Linked DNA regions of Homo sapiens: region 2 is linked to region 1. Evidence: chromatin loops called from intact Hi-C (ENCODE). Cell type or tissue: body of pancreas. All regions are shown on one strand. Links, peaks and the distances in the headings refer to the core of each region. The heading gives the core; the rest is flanking DNA. Region 1 holds the start of LOC105372038 (a long non-coding RNA gene). Region 2 has its middle 190 kb from the start of LINC01908.

Evidence for each region. Hi-C counts contacts between places; a loop is a spot of excess contacts. Peaks named below come from ENCODE experiments on the same cell type or tissue, not always from the same donor. Only the 100,000 strongest peaks of a DNase experiment are listed, where the experiment ranks them.
Region 2: it touches region 1 in a loop (5-fold over the local background); 4 of 110 quality-filtered maps call a loop at or near these places.

What each region holds. Positions count from the first base shown.
Region 1 is chr18:27,340,263-27,350,609 of GRCh38, forward strand. LOC105372038 (a long non-coding RNA gene) reads right to left here and starts at 2,394. Exons shown (of 3, transcript NR_134589.1): 1 at 2,241-2,394. LOC105372040 (a long non-coding RNA gene) reads left to right here and starts at 2,507. Exons shown (of 3, transcript XR_007066325.1): 1 at 2,507-2,621; 2 at 3,959-4,080; 3 at 5,109-5,849. In body of pancreas, for the core only: no CTCF peak of the experiment used is centred there; no DNase peak of the experiment used is centred there.
Region 2 is chr18:27,409,550-27,419,896 of GRCh38, forward strand. It overlaps the pseudogene RBM22P1. Among named protein-coding and RNA genes, the nearest start is that of LINC01908, 190 kb to the left of the region's middle. In body of pancreas, for the core only: no CTCF peak of the experiment used is centred there; no DNase peak of the experiment used is centred there; H3K27ac peaks cover 1,096 bases.

The DNA of each region.
Region 1 (10,347 bases), core at 1,597-9,596:
CACCTTTGTGGGAAAGAACTTGTGTTTTCCCTGAGAACTGCCGACAGACTGGTTAAGGGAGATAACAACCTGGCAAGCAGCCAGCCCAATTTATACCCTGCCCTGCCCTGCCAGTCCAGAGAGTGCCTAAATGCCAAAAATATTGGTAATGGTAATCCAGGCCAGGATATTCCAAGAGAAAAGGATCTCTGCTTTTGTTTCCCATCATATCCTACCCTTCCCTACATAATTTACCTGAATGCTACAGCTCCTGAATTTTGGTCTTGAGCAACCTGAAGAGAAAGGCTGGTGGAGACCCACAGGCGGTGGAGCTTTGGCAAGAATGAGAGAGGCAGGCTGGTGATCCAGGATTCCAGCAGAAATGGGAAGGGAGTGAATGGTAGTAAGAGAAGTGACAGAATAGATCTCTAGGGGAAATATATGTATGATGTATATATGTGTGTGTATGTACAGAGAAAGAGAGAGAGAGACAGAGAGAGAGCAGAGCGTCATGTGTTCATTCATTACGAATTAATCTGGTGATAATGGAATTACTGTGTGTCCAGCATAGTCCTCAATCTCAACAAAGCTTCTACCTCTGGCAAGAGCGGTTACAGATGTGAAACCTGAATGCCAGAAAAAATCAGTGCTAAGAACTTAGACAAAACGTAAACATGCCCAGGGGACTGCAGTCAGCATGGACAGCAGCAGCATGAGGTGCAGCTAACTTCTGCAGGTGACACAATGGCGTTGCAGTTGATGCAGCCTGGGAAACTTCTTCAATTGTCCCTCTCATTGAAAGACTGAGATTTTCTCTAATATCTCAACACCCTGGTTGATCCAGCCTTCTCTCCATGGCTTTACTTTGAAAGATGAAAGCAATTTCCGTCCTGCAGAGAAAAGTTTCCATGATTGAGGACACACCCAAGGTAACTGATCACTTCAGCTGCCTCATTCTGCCATATTTATTCACAAGAAAGATGCATTTTGAAAAGGAAAAACTTGAAATGTAGGTTTAAAAATTAACCCTTGAGGTCAAATAGCTCTCAGAAACTACTTACTAAGAATAGTTGAGAGAAACGAAATAGCTATAGAGAAATTTCACAGACGCTTTATATAAATATGAGTGCTGCTACACACACACACACACACACACACACACACACACACAGACACACTCACACACACAAACAGTGCTATTAAGGAAGGCTAGAAAGCATTGATATCTCCTCCCAAATAAAAAACTTAATAGAAAATAAGAACTGTGATATCGAAACTTAGCTGCTTTATGAAGCTGTTACCTGACTGCCAAATACCTCCTCTACTTCTTTCCTGGAGTCTTCCCTTAGGTTCTCTCTTTCCCTTTCTTTCTCTCTCTCTCCCATGCTTCTTAAGGATCAGGTGTGCAGAATTTGCTTTAGCCAGTACTTAGTTTATGAGTTACTACTGTCATCATCCATTTGTCAGGGTCTCTCTTTTAAGAATCTTTTGAGTTTTCTCTTTGTCTTTTTCAATCCCATTTCCAATCCCCCGCATAGGCACCTATTTGTGTATTTAGTATATATTCTTCCAATCCACCGGCTACATGTTTATTTAGATAATTACAGATGCTTGAAAACTACACAGTGCTATGTGGGCACCTAATTATGCATAGATGGTATTATGCTGTGGGATTTCCCTCTCTCTCTGTTTTCCCACTCAACATATGTTTCTGTAATCTATACATGTTTCTGTATGTGAATCTCACTCATTGCTCTTCACTGCTATATAGTATATGTCATAAGCCATAATATGCCTCTATCACATCTTATATTTCGTTCTCCTACCAGTGGGGTACTCTTTGCAACATTTAACCACACTTCAATAAATCTCCCCTCGCCTGACAACTTTTTGAATTTTTCTGAGGGATGGACAGACAGGCCTTGCTGGGAGACAGAGTATATATAATACATTCTTAATTTCAATAAGTGCCACTAGATTGCTCTTTGGAATGGCTGTATCAGTGCAAATGCCCCACAAACAAATCATTTTCACCCTTCCCGTGTAGCAGGTAAAATTGTTCAACTTTCACAATTTTCCAATATAATGAGTGCAGCATGGTACTCATTTTAGAGGACGGAATGCCTGAATTCTAATTTAAGATGCAGAACATTTAGTAGTTAATCTCATTCATAAGTGTTATTAATGTATGACTGCAGTAAGATGTTACTGCAGTAAGATGTCCCCTGCAGTAAGTTGCTTTACTGTGTCCAAGACTTTACCTTTCCCTGTCTCCACATCTTTAGCTGTATGACCTTGACGTTCCTTCCACAAAAGGTGATGTATATTTCCTCACCCCACTGATAGTAAGCTAAGCAGAGGTGACAGTCCTAGGCTGAGGCTTTAAGAGCACTGGGGGCTTCTCCTCACTCTTTTGCACTTCTGCCATCAGCAGGAACATAATGAAACTCTGGTGGCATAAGAGGATTCTATGACACCATAATTACCAGAACAATTTATTCTTTACTATTCTGGAGGTTGGAATTCCAAAACGGGTAATACTGGGCTAAAATCAACGTGTCAGGAAGGCTGTGTTCCTTCTTGAGGCTCCAGGAGAAGTCGTTTCTTTGCCCTTTCTGGGTTCTAGAGACTGCCACATTCGGGTTTGTGACCTCTTTTTCTGTCTTAAAGCCAGCAACATCAGGCTGTGTTCTTCCCACGCTGCCTGTTCTCTGCTTCTCCCTCCAGTTCTCTCTCTGTGTCTCCTGCCTCCAACTTTCATTTTTAAGAGCCCCATGATTACCATTGGCCTACCCAAATAATCCAGGATAATTAAAGATAATTTCATCTCAAGTTTACCTCATTAGCAACCTAATTCCTTCTGCAACCTAATTCCCCTGTGCCACGTAACCTAACATATGCACAGGTTCTAGGAAGTAGGACATGGACATCGTTGGGGGACCATTAATTTGCCTACCACCAGTAGCTCTTAACAACAAGAGTGTGAAGCAGATTTGAATCTAAACCCTGGCCTGGAGCCACACCCAACTGAGATCAGCAGAGTGGCCCTACTTGATCCATAGACACACCGGTGAGATGTTAATACCTGCTCTTATAGTCATTGAAATGTTGGAGTTGCTTGTCATTATTGTGGCAATAGTTGACAGAATAATCTACAAACAAAATCAGCTAAGAATGTTAACCTGGTTTTCACAAGAGGCCAAACATTTTGGGAAAATCTCCCAACTACTTTATTCTTTCTTCATAGGATCTTTATTTATAAAGTTGTGCTGGATTGTGGTCAAATCGGCATCACTACCATCTTTTCTAGAGTGGGAATTGTCTTCCCCCAAATCCTTTTCCTCTCATGGCTCTGGGTCAGAGTAGGATAATTAGAAGTACTCTGGTAAAATTTGGAAGGTCAGAGAAAAAAGGACCATTAATCTCTGAAGGCAGCTGCAGGCAAAATGTGGGCAGAAGAGAGGTTCACTGAGTCTTCCCAGCCAGTCCTGAGAACCATCCTCTCCAGCACCTCAGCCTGAGCTCCCCAGGGTGGCTTCCCTGACCTTGCCTTCCCTAGCTCTTCCAATAGTTTTAAAGTCCTTGTTTCCTCTACTAAGATCCCTTATGCTTGGGATGCATGAAATGGCCTCTGTCTTCCTGACCAAACCCTGACAGATACAATGTCAACCGGCATAATTTAAGGATGGACTATGTGCTGGTCACGACATGCGGTGATCTCAGAGTAGCCTTAGGTTCCACCCTTGTGACGTTGTCATTTTTATCTGGATCCATACATTTGACCACACTCTATTCAAATTCTGCTCACCAAAAAAAATGCTCAGAATTCTCTTATTAGAGACTCAGAGATTGTTTTTATAAGTTAATCATATTAATACATCTAGTATCATGTTGACATGGATCATTTTTCTACACATATGATTAGTTACTACTTCCTTATCCTATATTTCTTTCTCAGACCTTTTTTTTTTTTTCCCAGATGGAATCTCACTCTGTCACCCAGGCTGGAGTGCAGTGGCACTATCTTGGCTCACTGCAGCTTCCGCTTCCCGGGTTCAAGCAATTCTCCTGCCTCAACCTCCCAAGTAGCTGGGGTTACAGGTACATGCCACCACGCCTTGCTAATTTTTGTATTTTTAGTAGAGACGGGGTTTCACCATGTTGGCCAGGCTGGTCTTAAACTCCTAACCTCAACTGATCCACCTGCCTCAGCCTCCCAAAGTGCTGGGATTGCAGGTGTGAGGCACCACGCCCAGCCTCTCAGATCATTTTTTTTACCTAAATCAGCCTGCATTTGTTTCTGTTGAATTTCCTTGGGGTTTGGCAAATGCAGTATATTCTTTTAATGAAAATTATATTGGGCTTTATTTCCTAATTCTGAAATTCTAATAACTCACTTAACATAAGCTCGTCAGTACTATGATTAGCATACTATAAACTTCTTGATCAGAAAATCAATGAAGTTACTGATTAGGAGAGATGCTAGGGTCAATCCCTGCCAAATACTGCTTAACACATCCTTACAGACTAATGGCAAAGCCATTGTTATGACTGTCATGTACAGCTTGCACATCCCTCAGAAGAGTAACATGGTGAATACCACACAATTTGTATTATTAATGACCTGTGGGTTAGAATCAAATGTTTTACTAAATTAAAAATAAACTTCATAAAAATAAAAATAAAAACTTAAAAACCATAAGGCACCACTCAATTCATTAAAATAAATTGTATTACAATTATGTATATGAAAAATTCTTAACATTTTATATGCAATTCTTGCACACAATGATGTCCACTCTAAGTCTGGCTCTTCGCATTGACATTTGTATTTGTTGACATTGGCATTGGTTAATATGTTAATATTTACTTTGTCGTCTCTCATAAAGGACACATATATTATGGGCATACTTAGCCTGTTCATTGATGTGGGTATTTTTATCCTATAACTTGTTACAATTTTGTACATACAAAATGTAAAACTGGAATTATATTATAAATGATAATTAAAATGATGAGTCACCCATAAAAGTAATCAAATCCTGCTTCCTCTAAACACAAGTGAACATTCAGTTGATTCCTGCCTCATCATATAATTGTTGCACTGGTCTTTTTCCCTCTCTATCCAGATGAGCTACTTAACAGCCACAGCCCTCCGACTTTGGAATAGCCCTGCCTGCCATCATCATCTGTCCTGAGAGGAAGGCTTGCCTTTGAAATTCCTTTATTGTAGCAGACATTTGCTGCTAGGTCTCTTTTGTTAGTGCACATGCCTGCTCTTCAGCCTGCCTGTGTTCCTGCACCCATATTTCTGTGTGTCTGCCCCTCTCCCCACCTTGCCTAGCCTTCTATTCTAGTGTTTGCACTTTTCCAGGATCCTGGAATTTGTTCTGTTGCTTTAACTTGCTTTCCTGTGGCTGAGCTCCACTGGCTCCTGACTGCCTGCTTGGTTTGTCTGCCAGCTTGCCTTACCCTTGGGCTTCAATCTTCACAATCCTCATAATCTTGCTCTGAGCATAGGGTACCATGCAGCCCAATTCTACGTGGTTCATCTGCTCCTGACTTAACTGAATCTACCTCTTACTTGAGCCCCTTATATTAAAGAGGGTCGATGGCTTTTATAATGAAAGTGACTGCAATACAAATACATTTTAATGGTGTCACAACCTTTAAACATTAGCAGTCCAGGTTGTTCAAGGACCACCTTAAGTTCTGAACTTAGTGTGTAGAAAAGTTTCCACAAGTAAAAAATATTTTCATGCTTCTGAATATTTTATGGGTTTTGTCCTACATAGGAATACTTGCTATCTTTATTGAAAGGGGTATGTGGAATCAAATATCTGAATAAATTATGTCATATATATACAGCAGCCTTTTTCAAAATGTGGTTCATGTGATATTTATTGATACTAGATGAATAAAACTAACATTGTGTTTGCAAAATTTGGGAAATACGGGGGTTTATCAAAGTTAGACAGGTTTCTTTTATGTAGATTTTCTCTGAACCTTTTATATGTTAATTGAATTCTGAATCTTTATAAGAGGTAAGGTTTGCAGAATATCACTGAATAGTTTGACTACAGATCCCTTTTATCTATGCAACACCTTTTTACATCTCACTGGATACCAGGATCCTATGGAACATGATTTGGGAAATGCTGCAAGATAGGCTTTCAGGAAGCCTTTTAAAGATAAAGTGCACAGATCAAAACAGCTCCCTCTCAATAAGAGAAATCTGCCTCACTGCAGCCTGAGTTAATATTAATCTGTGAGCCTGAGACAAGAACTCAACAGGAGAGTTAGATATAGTCAAGAACGATCAAAGGCATGAGAACCAACTGGACATTGTGATTGCTCTCTGGTGGGAAGGCCTACTGCAGGTAACCTTCCTTTCTCTTTTCAAAAGCACAATGCATCCAGACTATGGAACTCTCTCTTCTCTCTCTGCTTTATTCTAACAAGAACCATGTGACAGAACAAATTCCATCCAACCCTCTCTGACATAATGTTCAAATGAGGATGTTTATGGGTTTGAAGCATTACTATTAGTCCATGCTACTTTTGAAGTGTAATCTTTTAAAAGCTCAAATCTAAACTGGGCAAGTCTGTAGTTTACTATTTTCCTTACGTTTTAATCACAAAAAAAGCCTCAAATTCTTAAAATGAATATGGGGGAGAATACAAATTTAATACACTAGCCATTGTGTTTCCAGTCCATATATTTTTCTGTTTCCTGTGAACTTCCAGGTCCAATTCCATTCCACAAATTCCATATCCTATAGCTATTGCCTTAGTGAAAAAAAATAGGAGAAATAAAAAATCACACAAAAAATTGTTGCCATTTAGATTTAATATCTAGGTTGGGACATAAAGAATGGCTCTTGAAGAATAGCAGAAGATCCCGGCTATCTTGACCATAGTCTTCTAAATGAAGCGTTTAGGGGAAGAAGACAAAAGACAGAAGAGGATGTTGTGAGCAGGGATCAGTGATCTAGTACTAGAGAAGCAGATCTGAATGACAGGAGGATCATCAACATCTAGGTACTGTCTTTACCTGAGCAATCACAGTCTCCACAGTGCTGAAAACTACACAGAAACCAAGAAATCACCCATAAACCATCACATACATTTCCATTCGAGGGAATGTGATTACTTGTACCAAGATGGCAAGTTAATCATAGTTTCCATGGCCATCAAAGAAGGCTCTCCCACCATTCTTTGACAGCAGGATCACATCTAATCATAGTGATCCCTATCTATGTACTGAGACTGTGTCTTCCATTTTATATGAACAACCCATCTTTTAGTACCTCAGGACACTCAATCCCTTTGGAGACAGAAGGTTTCTGGACACCTAGACAGAGAGTAATGATGTAGTAGGGAAAGCATCTGAGGTCTGTACTTGTGTAGACTGAATAGAGCCAGCTCAGATTCTCCCTAGACCAGATCAAAGCTGAAACACCTAACCTCACCCTGTCTGACAGATATTCCTGCCTCTGGCAAACTCAGGCTGATGTTTGGCCAGAGAAATAGGTTTCTAAAATATGTTAACACATTCCTTGGCTGAAGAATCACACATCTTTAATTGTTTAAAATTTACTTCCAATAATGTTATAAAGTTTAAAAATCTCTAGCTTTTGTTGTAAAGTCTACCATGTCGGGTAGTTTTCCAAGGTGGCACTTCTCTGGAAGAGTTAGTGCAATGGACCATAATGGAGATATGTTCTTGTTTCCAAAGATATTCTGAAGACCATAACAGTGCCTGCTGGCAGTGGCTTCTCCTTTTAATGGCTTGTGCCACCTTCCAAGTACCCAAACAGCTATGTCTCTCTTCAGTGCAGAGCCACAGGGCTTACCTTATATTTTTGAAAAATCTTTAGTGTCTGTTTGAAGTTTCAGAAGCTATTAGTCTCATCTGATTTAGGCTTCCATTCTTTGTTTGTTTGCCTTTTTTGTTTCTGTTTTGAGACAGAGTTTTGCTCTTGTCCCCCAGGGTGGAGGGCGATGGTGCGATCTTGGCTCACTGCAACCTACGTTTCCTGGGTTCAAGTGATTGTCCTGCCTCAGCCTCCCGAGTAGCTGGGATTACAGGTGCCCACCACCACTCCCAGCTAATTTTTTGTATTTTTAGTAGAGATGGGGTTTCACCATGTTGGCCAGGCTGGTCTTGAACTCCTGATTTCAGGTGATCTGCCCACCTTGGCCTCCCAAAGTGCTGGGATTACAGGCGTGAGCCACCACGCCCAGCCTAGGCTTCCATTCTTGCCTCTACAACTAAAATGTTTTGCATCTATATAAACCTTGAAATAATCTCTCTAAGCATATGTCTGGAAGCATTTCCATTTTATTAGAGCAACTGAAGTCCCTAGGATATTTGAAGTGCTTAAACTTTCATCTGTCTTACTGATAATATCTTATATGCCGGGCATTTGCATTTTTATGTGTATGTTTTTCTTTTTCTACATGATCAACCTTCATTGTTAAATCTTCTTTCCAGTCACAGGTGACTTTCCCGGAATAGCAGATGAAAAGCTAAGAAATATGATTGCATATTCCAACATGATATTTTTGGAAAATATCAGTTTTCTGTATTCAGACATCCTGTTTCTTAAAGTTTGGTTGAAGAAATTTGTGTACAATAAATAGTTGTCTTTTTGCAAGTATGAAGACCAGGTTGTCGCTTTAGGCAGTAACCAGGAGCTGAATGGAAGATAATGCTATAAAATGCACCTGAAAAAGAGTTCATAACTATCCCTCCCTCCTTTCATTATATTCATAGCCACAGTGATTAAATGTCTTTGTGTGATAGTTAATACGTTAATTTGAAACAAATTTGAAAAAACCCCTGTAAAGTCCACCTTGCTTCTGTCTCAACCACCTATTAAAATAGCCCTGAAGGAGTCTTTTCTTTTCATAAGTAGTAGAGGATCTCTCCTTTTGGCCTTAACATCCAACCACCAAAAAGCATAGAGGTAAAATGGTAAGTTCATTTATTTTTTATATCATGAAACAAAAATTGAATCTCTAAATCTTTATGTGACAAGAATAATACAAGGTGGTCGCAGGAGAATAGAAAATTCCAGGCAGCATTTTCACATTACTAGCAAAAGGAAACTGTTGAAATAGCTGCAGAAGCTGGGACTAATACGATCCTAAAAAACCAGGGTGTGGACCAAGCTGGCTAAGACTAACTGGAACCAACATGGCCCTGGATTTGACCTTGGTTTCACCTAGGACCTCATTCTATGCTCATTAACATACTCAATCACACACCCACCAGCACCATGACAGTTCCGAGAACACTCATATTTGTTGTAAAAAAAGGGTGGCACCACAGTTCTGAGAAATCAACTTTTTCCAGGACTTTTCATGAATATCCCACCCCTTGGTTAAAGAAACCCATAAAGATAGAAACCCCAAACTCCACTGAATGACTGTCTCTTGAGAACTCCATGCTCTTCTTTCTTGGGTGTGTAATTTTCACTTGCAATAAATCTCCATACTTTCACATTTTCTGACTCATCCTTGAATTCCTTCTCGTGATGGTGCCAAGGGCCTGGACACTGGCTGGGGCCAAAGTCCCATCAGCATTTGGGGACCTCCCCCAGCCCACCAGTGTCATTTACAGTTGTCTGATTATAATAAATTCAGGAAAAGTTTCTGAGCCTCAGCTTTTGATTTGTAAAATGAGGATATGAAGAGCCACCATACCCACTTCAGAAAGTTGTTACATGTTTCAAATAAGATGTTGTAATATAAAATAAAGTTTAACAATAAAAGTGGCTGCTTATGTTCTAGACAAAGAAAATTTATACAGGTAATCTGAGAGATCCTTCAAACATGTGAAGAGCATATTGTTATTCCCCATTTTCAGAGGAATAAATTAATAAGAGGCAAGTTACATTTAATTGGCTTGCTCAGGGCTCTACAGCTTGTAAATGGCAAATTTCTGCATGGCAAACAACATAAAAATCCAGAAGACTAAAGGCAAATAAAGAAAAAAAATTGCAACACCTAACAACCTTAGATAAAGTTTGTTATATTTTAAAAACCAGCAAATATATTTTTAAAATCACCTAATGGAAAAATTGGCATAGGATATGAATTTGCACTTCATGAAAAATAATAACTGCCCAAGTGCTCTTATATGTTAAACCTAACCAATGAAGACATACAAATAATAATAATTATGAAATAGTTTTCATGCGTGTATGTTTCAAACGGTCAAATATGATTAAAAAAAACCACCGTGTTGTCAGGAGTATATGAAAAAATTCTCAGTCTATTCTTGAAGTGAATATAAATTGAAGCAAAATTTGGAATGCCTATTACTAATGTATATTAAAATTTACAACCTTTTACTCTCTG
Region 2 (10,347 bases), core at 1,109-9,108, 69 kb after region 1:
AATTTATGTCTACTTTTGAAAATCTAACCAAGATTATGAACATCATATATAATGCAAACAAATTCCATGGGGTAAATGAATATTAAGGTAAGATGACATGTACTAGATGTTGGGGTGTTATGAAAAGTGAATCCTAAAAATAACCAATTTCCTTTGAAAATATTGTGAATTCTACATACACGACTATCTTTACTATCTTTTAGCCTAGTATATTCTGGAGAACTGTTGCAATGGAAGACAGACAATGAGTTCCTGGGTTTCCAGTTGAAAGATTTTACTACTTTAAACATTTTAAAATCTTAGGAAAATCTACATGATATCAAAACCATTATTTGTTGAATACTCCTTGTATTCTATGTATTATGATAACTGATTTATGTACATTATCTCATTCTATCTATTCTTCTGACATATCTGTGGAGTAAGTTTTATTGTCCCACTTCATAGAGAAGGAATTTGAAGAACAGAAAAGTTGTTCACCTGTGATCACAAAGGTAGTGAATGGGAGAGCTGTGATTCAAACCCATATTATTATGATACCCAAAACACTGCCATATGTTATAGGCTCCCCAGGCTGTTGTTCATGACATTTGTTCATGTGTTCATTCAACAAATATTTTATAGAACATCTACTATATTTTAAGTGAAGTGCTTTACATTCCATCTTACAGTTTATTTAACCCTTGTGACAACATGGATGAATGCTTCTCATTATCCCAGCATGGCTAGGATAAAAGCGGGCAGAAGAACATGGAAGGACTAGACTGACTGAATCTTCTGGCCTCCATCTTTCTCCCATTCTCAATGCTTCCTGCTCTCGAACGTCAGACTCTAAGTTCTTCAGCTGTTGGACCCTTGGACTTACCCCAGTGATTTGCCAGGGGCTCTTGGGCCTTTGGCCACAGACTGAAGGCTGCACTATCGGCTTCCCTACTTTTGAGGTTTTGGGACATGGACTATCTTCCTGGCTTCTCAGCTTGCAGATGCCCTATTGTGGGACTTCACCTTGTGATTGGGTGAGTTAATTCTCCTAATAAATTCCCCTTCACAAATTCATCTATCCCATTAGTTCTGTCCCTTTAGAGAACTCTAATTCAGTAGGTGAACAAATGTTTCTCGAATATTTGAGCAAAAGCTCCTTGTCTATTTGGTATCTGAAGAAGACAGACACCTAGGATATAAATTAGCAATTCAGGCTATCATTTTAGCAGAATAATAAAGCCTCAATGGGAAGAAATAGAGGCTAGTGTCCAGACTGATTTCAAGAGAGTGGTCCCAGGTGCCCAGAGATAAACAGGCACTGCCAAAAGGCAGTTTGCTTCAAGCATTTATAGGAAAAATTTCTGAGGGAGTTACAAAGAACTGTGTCCCTCCTTTTTTCCCAGGAGGTATGAGCAGAGGGGAACAGAATGACGGCAGTAACGTGCAGTCTCAGCTTTATGCTTGTTTTTCTCTCTGAGGCTCTCATCAATGTAACATGCTATAAATGCAAGCTGGTGTCTTTGATGGAAGAAATGGTGAAAAGGTAAAAAGGATTGAGGAATGCCTTGCAGGATTCTGACAAAATAAGAAAGCCAGGAAGAATAAGTCCCCGAGGAGACAACAGGAATGAAAACAGATGTCCAGAGTTGTAGCTATAAAAATGCAAAATAGAAGAAAAAAGAAAGTTCTTCCATAGCATGCATAATGGATGGTAATTCCAGGTGGCATACTAAACATAAGCAGTGTCAAAACTCTGAAAAAAAAAATAAAGTGATTAGCTAATGCTGGAAGGTGTAAATGTAATCTAAATGCCTTGTTCAGTAAAAGGTTAAGGGCAAAGTTATTCTCCAGTTAAATGGTAAGCTCTTTTGAGGGCAGGAACCATGACACATTGTATTAGTCCATTCTTGCACTGCTATATAGAAATATCTGAGACTGGGATTGGGTAATTTATAAAGAAAGGAGGTGTAATTGGCTCATGGTTCTGCAGGCTGTACAGGAAGCATGGCTGGGGAGGCCTCAGGAAACTTTCAATCATGGCGGAAAGGGAAGCAGGCACTTCTTACAGGGCTGAAGGAGGAGGAAGAGAGTAAAGGGAGAGGTGCTACACACTTTTAAACAACCAGATCTCATGAGAACTCACTCGCTATCACGAGAACAGCAAGGGACAAATCCACCCCCATGATTCAGTCACCTCCTACCAGGCCCCTCCTCCAACACTGGGGATTACAATTCTACATGAGATTTGGGTGGGGACACAGATTCAAACTATATCACACACATAAGTTTCTATCTTTTGAAGCTTGCACAATACCTAACACATTAGTGTCTGTTGAATTGACTAAACATACACAAACACATACAAACAGGAACTGGAAGGCATGGTAGATATCTTCGAAGGATATAATAGCTCTGCAGATCTCAGAGTGCTTAAAAGAAGCAAGAAATACAGAAATAGTTTGTCCTACCAGGAAGAACCAATCAGCAGTTACAAATAAAATGGAAAATCATGAACTACGGTGAGTAATACCTAATGTGAATGATAACAACCTCAAAAGTATGAAGTCAGTGGTTCCTTGGGAAGGACACAAACAAAGAGAGCCAGCAACTGAAAGCCCTTCTGAAGGCCTGGGGCCCAGAAGCAGAGAGCAAATATTAGAGGAAACAATGGCCAGTTTGTAGAGAGCAAGAAAAAAATGTATGGAAAGTATGAAGGAGAGAGAATTCACAAGAGAAACAGACTTCATAAGGGATTAATTAAACAACAAGTGAATTGCAAAGAGTATGCCAATTTTCTGCAACATAAATAACAGAGCAAATGAAACATTTGAAAACCTAGAAAATCAGCAGTGTCTTGAGGCACTAGCCTAGTCAGGCTGCCTAATGAACTGTTACTGACCATCAGTGTGGACCCCCAAATTTAAATTACCAGATCATAACTGACAGAGATATGGATGTAATTAGTTTTTGGAAAATAAAAAAACTATAATTCATAATATTTAGTTTCACTATATAAAATTTTATGTTCACCCACAGCTCAAGTTGTATTTAGATAACCCTATTTTGCCTAAATGCATAATATTGAAACTATAATAAGGCATCTCAGAGTAAACTGAATTGAGTAAACTCTGATTGCCTTGTTATAGGTCAGAGATGGGCCATGCCTCGCTGAATTTTCTGAACCTCTAGTCATTTGGCAGAGAGGAACAAGGGGTTACAGCCTTGGTATCCTGACATGAGGAGACATTCCAATGAATCCTATTAACCAGGAACTAATAGTTGGGGGAAGTGGTAATTTCTGGGTCTCTATTAAAGGGTATAGAGGTAGCTCACCAGGAGGCAAAAGCATGAGGTAGGATGGAGAGAACTTTTAAAATTCATCACTTTCTTTTGGTGTCATTTACTTTTCAGGAAAACTGGAATTGAGGCTATCTTCATAAGGAAGTTGGAATGCATTTCTAATGGATGGTTAATAGATTTTTTTAAGGTTATGAATTCATTTGAAAGGTTTGAATCTTCTCCCTGGAAGAATTCATAAAAACAAAAATGAGCAATTTTATGAAATTCTCCAAATCTTCTGAAGTTTATCCATGAAGTCATATAGATTCCATAGAAGTTGGGTTAAGAAGCCAGCCTCCAGTGACTTTCAAGTCTTTAGTTAAAAGCTAAGAGACTTGGAAAAGTAGAGAATTTATATTTTTGACTATGTTTTAAATTTAAAGTTGTGACTTCACAAGGTATGAGAACCTAATGATGTCAAAATTACAGTTTAATTTTTGAGTCCAGATAAAATTTTTATGACATTGAGACAAACTTTTTTTGAACCTTTACCTGATAGTTCTGAGGCTAATATAAACTAACTAAATAAAATAGATTGCCTCTCTAAAGGTTTAAGTTAAGAATTTTGTGTTATATCAACAGACAGAATTGAGTCATTTAAAAATAAATTGGACAGAATAAACTGAAGATCATAGAAATGTTTTCTCTAGGAGTGAGAGTCTAGAATGAAGAACAGAACTAAGAAATAGTGAAGATGCTGACCTAAAGAACAATGGGAAAGAAATTAACTCAAAAAAATTCAATGCTCTGACAGACAGGAAGAAAGAGAAAGAGAAAGAGGGAGGAAGAGAGGGAGAGAGAGAGAGAGAGACACAGAGAGAGAGAGACAGAGAGAAAGAAAGAAAAACTCCTGCTTGCTTTGTTTTCCAGAGAAAGAGAGAGAAACTCCTGCTTGCTTTGTTTTCCAGACAGTTAATTTTCTATAACATATTAACAAATTGGAAGAAACGAAAAACCATCAGAGGTATTAAAATTACCAGACAAGGCCTAAATCAAAGCAGGAAAAACCAGAAAGTCCTTTCACCCTTGACAAGTTTCAGATTCCCTTGAAATATGAGCTTTAGCCTCAGTGACAGTAATGGGAGTTATACGTGCGCCTGGAGAAAGGAATCACCCAGTTATGACAGCTGCATAACTAAACACCATGAATCATGTTGGAAAAGTTCCTAGGAGCCAGATCCATGGCCAAAAGCCATGAAAACCCCCAAGGAACGAATGAATCCTGACTTTTTAGAGGGCTGACTGTTGGGAAATTGAGGGCCCATTAAAATCGTTTGAATGCTGCTTTTTTCAGATGGTGAAACTCTGACATAGAAAGAGAGCCTGAGTAGTTTGTCCCCTATTCTGAATATAATTTCTAACAATGCCAAAGGAGGAAGTCTTACTTCAAACCATGGGCAAAGGACATAGCCTGCAGAGTAGAACAAAACAATTTTCTTAGCTCTTTGTTACATACCGACAAAACAGATAAAATTGAACTATCCTCACCATAAGCAGTTTCAAACCATTCTAACGGTAAGCAAAAACTAGTTGTTTGCCTAAATGCTAATGATGATTCTTCACTATCACAGTGGATTAAATTCTATGTAGTTTGGTGTTTTGATTTTAGTAAGGTAATATATTTCCCAGGATCGCTGGTGCAAAAAAGATTAGTCCACTCATAATGGTGAAGAGTCAGGGCTGGCCTTGTGTGGGGGAAGTCATACATATCATTTCAAACCCACTGGAGGGTCCCTTTGCTTAAACAGTGACCTACTTACCCTGCTCTCTGATGTTCAAAATGTCAAAAGTATATTCTTTTATTTTGTTTTGTTTATACCAAATAGACACTTTGTCTTAAAATGTAAATATCTCTTAAAGAGGGAATACTTCACGTTTTCTTAATCATTTGCAACTCACAAAGATATTATATGCAATATCTTTTTTTTGAAATTCTGTCTTCATAGATCTGATTCCTTACATTCTGTGGCAAGATAAAGAACCAGAGCTGGAGACACTGCAGGTGGCCAAACAGTGTGCTGTGGGGTCAGCCTAATACATATGCAGAGTAGAGAATGCCCATGAACCTGTTGGAAACTGGTGTGTTACTATGATTTTCAGTCTCTGCAATCATATTTTCCACAGGTACATATTTTTAGTCTTTTTTATGGCAGAGTCACCATTTTGGACATTCTTATGTATTAGATACAAGAGGGTTAGTGAAATGCATTCTTTTTTCTTGGTCTACAATAGTATATTTTAAAAATCTTTTGAGATTTATATTAAAAATAATTCATGTTGAAAAAAGTTGCTATTTTTTTGTGCAAAAAAATGCAGTTAGCACTGATGGCTAAACCAGCTGAAAGTGCATTATTAACGACATAGTAGAGAAAAAATTTTAATATATTTATTTTTTAAATGTGATTTATGCCTATAGTTGAGCATGGATATAAAATGTCCTTCAAATTCATTTCAAACAGTCTTTGAAAACACACTATTTGTAGCAGTCAGAACACTGGTGCACGTATTCATGCTGATCTGCTATAATTTTTTTAGGATCCCCTTAATTTAAGGAAAATAGCTCCTTACAGACCAATGTAAAAGCGCAGCCTGAGCTATCTCCCATTACTTGTTCTCCAGTCTACTATGTTCTATGAAGTTATAACACATTAAAGTTGCATAAAAAGACTTCTGAGACATCTGAAGATTTGAAAGAAAAAAGGCTCTAAAGGCCAACTGTGCCTACTGGTACAGAGATTTGAAAACTATGGCCGTCATGCCTATGCACCTCATACTCGAACAAGTGAGTAGTGCAAAGTTCATCAGAGGGCCACAGAAGCAGAAAACAACGGCTGTAAGTGCTTTCTTTGTACCTGGACTCCTGGACCTAGGGAACCCTAACAATTGTGCATCAGATCCAAAGGTAAAAAGGCCTCTGTAGGGAAACTGAGTAGAAACTGTACTGAAATGTACATATCATGATCATTGTGTAAATAACCAGACCGAGACAATCAAAGTGAAATTGATAACATGAATGACCCTATAACCATTGAAGATTAAATTTAATATTAAAAAGCTCCTAAAAGAAATTTCCAGGCCCAGGTGGCACCACTTGATAATTCTGCTAAACATTTAAAGAGGCATTAACATAAATTTTACACACTCTCTCCCAGAAATAGAAGAGGACTAAACACTTCCCAACTCATTTTATGAGGCTAGCATTTTGCTAATACTAAAATTAGACAATCAGGTAAAGATAGTTTTAAAAAACTAATAAAGAAAAAAAAGAAAGATGGCTACAGATGAGTATCTCTCATGAATTTAGATTCTCAAGTAATTATTAGCAAATCAAATCCAGCAGTATGTAAAAATAATTATACACAAAGACCAAGTGGGATTTATTCTAGGTATGCAAAGCTGATTTAACATTAAAAAATCAATTAATCTAATCCACCATATCAACAGGCTAAAGAAAAAATCATAAATCATGTAATCATATCAACTGATGCAGAAAAAGCATTTGACAAAATCCAGCACTCATTCATGATAAAAGCTCTCAGAAAACTAGAAAGAGAGGGAAACATTTTTAAGTGGAAAAAAGCCCTATACAAAAACCCTGCAGTGAACATCATACTTAATGGTGAAAGACTGAATGTTTTTTCCCTAAAATTAGGTAGGTAGAATGGAAGAATGTCTGCTCTCATCATTCTTATTCAAAGTATTGGAAGTTGTAGACAGCACAATAAGGAAAAAAAAGAGAAAAGAAAAGAAAAAGGCATCCGTATTGAGAAGGAAGAAACAAAACTGTTGTTATTTGCAGATGACATGATTGTCTATGTAGGAAATCCCAAGGAATCTACAAAATACCTCTTAGAACCAATGAGTTCATCAAAAGCAAAGGATAGATCATCCTAAAAAAATTAATAGCATTTCTGTAAACTAACAATGAACATTTGGACATTTAAAATATAGTATGATTTATAATTGCTCTAAAATAAAATATTTGATATAAGTCTAACAGAACATATACAAAATCTGAATTCCAAAAATTACAAAATGCTGATGAAAGAAATCAAATATCTAAATAAGTAGAAACTCATACAAAGTTAATGGACTGAACAAATTAATATAGTAAAGATGCCAATTGTCCCTAAGTTGATCTACAGGTTGAATGAAACACCTGTTAAAGTTCAAACCAGTGGTTTTTGGTACAACACAACAATCTTAGTCTAAAACTTATATATAAAGGCACTGGAGCTAGAATAGCTAAAATAATTTTGGAAAAAGAGAATAGAGTGGTAAATATAACTCTATGTGATGAAAAGGCTTATGTATAGCTACAGTAAAATCAACACCTATCATACACACATTGATCAACAGATCAGAAAAGAAAACTCAGAAATAGACCTATACCAATATGCTGAAGTTATTTTAGATTTTTGACAAAGGTGCAAAAGCAATTCAATGGGGGATAGTCTTTTTAACAAATGATGCTGGGGCTATTACAGACAGGCAAAAAGAAAATGAATTTTGACCTAAACCTCACTTCTTATACAAAAATTAACTCAAAATGGATAACATACCAAATGTAAAACATAACATTATAGTAATTTTAGAAAAAAATATAAGAAAATGTTTCAGGACTAAGCTAGTCAAAGAGTTCTTAAACTTGACACCAAAAGCATAATCCATAAAAGCAAAAACTGAAAAATTGATAAAGTGAATCTCATCAAAATTAAAAACTTTTGCTCCACATAGACCCTGATAAGCAGATAAAAAGCCAAGCTACAAACTGCGTGAAAATATTTGCAAACCATCTATCTGACATAGGAATTGTATCTAGAATATGAAAAGAATTGTCAAAACCCAATAGTTAAAAAATCAGTTTTAGAACATTTTACCCACCCCAAAAGAAACTTAATACTCATTAACAATCATTCCCAATCCTACCCTCCTACTATTCTCCCCAGACCCAGGCAATGGCTAATCTAATTTCTGTCTTAATTGATTTACTCAAATGTAATCATACGATATGTGGCTGGCCTCTTTGACTTAGCATGGTATTTTCAAGGTTCATCCATGTTGCCACACGCATCAGTACTTCATTCCTTTTCATAGATGAATAGGATTACATTTTCTGGATATATCACATTTTGTTCATCCCCTTATCAATATGAATAATTGACTTGCTTCCATGTTTGGCCATTAAGAATAATGCTGCTCTGAACACTCATGTCCAAGCATTTGTATGGGTGTGTGTTTTCCATTCCCTTGGGTATATATACATAGAAATGGAATTGCTGGGTCATGAGATAACTTCAGGTTTAACATTTTGAGACGTTGCAAAACTGTTTCTGAACTGGCTGCAAATTTACATTCTCACTAGCAATCGTACAAGAATTCCAATTTCTCCATATCCTGGTCAGCACTTGCTATTGTCTGTCTTTTTGATTATAGCCCTCCTAGGGGATGTGAAATGGTATCTCATTGTAATTTGGATTTGCATTTCCCTAGTGACTGAAAATGTTGAGCACTATTAGTGATACATATTTTATCATTTGTATATACTCTTTGAGAAATGTCTATTCAGATACTTTGCCCATTTTAAAATTAGGTTCGCATTTTATTATTATTATGAATGTTTAAAAGCTTTTTTACTGCAGATCAATTCCCCGTCCCCCCTTAAAAAGAAACAAAATGAACGTATACATAGGATGGGAACTCTGTTGGATCGTTCAATTCACCCAGCCCCTTGTTGACCATAGAGGTGGGGGGAACAGGCAGTAGGTTTTATTAGTCAGGCTATATCATAGCAACCAGATGTTTTGATGGCAGCTTATTTGAGGTCCACTGATGCTTTGAATATGCAATAGGAAAGCATGACTGTCATTTCTCACCTGCACATATCTGAACACATTCAGATGCCAAGGAAACTACAAAGAAACAAAAAAGTATATTCATTCCAAGATTCATTGATTGAGATTTTTAAGTGCCCCTTTTTTCCCATAGAGAACCAGAGCAGTGATAACGTGCCAGGAGTGCTGTGTTTTCTGGCATGAGCTCCCATCCTCTGGTGGTCCTGAGACAGTAGATTGATCCTGGAGCCTTCTTGAAATGAGCAGGTGGTCCAGTCGGGTAGAATGTGTGTAGCCCAAATACTGGGGGTGGAGGTGGGGCAATGTTCACCATAGCTGGAGAGCCGCTTGAGAGTAGGTGGAAGGAGTTGGCAGATGCATCTTCTGCTGCTGCAGGAGAAGGAGCTCCTAGCAGAGCTGGAATGAGCTCTAGCTGGATCCCAGAGTCTGTGGTTCTGTCCTTTTTTTCTTTTCCTTTGGCTGCTTGTGATCTTCCCCATTTTACCTTGAGCCTGCAGCCATTGACAGTCAATTTATTAAAGGACTTCTCAGTAGCCACTTCTGCAGCCTGCCCTGTGGAAAAGCAGCACACTGCTGGCCAGGCATGGTGGCTCATGCCTGTAATCCCAGCACTTTGGGAGGCTTAGGCGGGCAGATAACCTGAGGTCAGGAGTTCGAGACCAGCCTGACCAACATGGTGAAATCCCACCTCTACTAAAAATACAAAATTAGCTGGGCGTGGTGGCACATGCCTGTAATCCCAGCTACTTGGGAGGCTGAGGCGGGAGAATTGCTTGAACCTGGGAGGCAGAGGTTGCAGTGAGCCAAGATCACACCACTGTACTCCAGCCTGGGCAACAAAGAATGAAACTCTGTCTCAAAAAATAAAATAAAATAAAATAAAAATAAAAATAATTAAATAAAAATAAAAGCACACTGCTGTCTCTGTACAGTGATCATCCAGATCTCTCTACATAGGTAGGGATGATTTGTTAGCTTGGTCTCAGTAATGATATCCTCCAGACCATCAACATATAGTGTGGTGATAGCCTTATCCTCTGGTGGATCTAGATGAGGCATCGTTAAAGCCTGCTTTAGAAGCTTCTATGCTCCAGCTCCAGCATCATTGTTTCCATAATTCTTGTCTTTAATATGCTTATCAGCAAGGGTATTATCTGGATCTGTAGGCCTC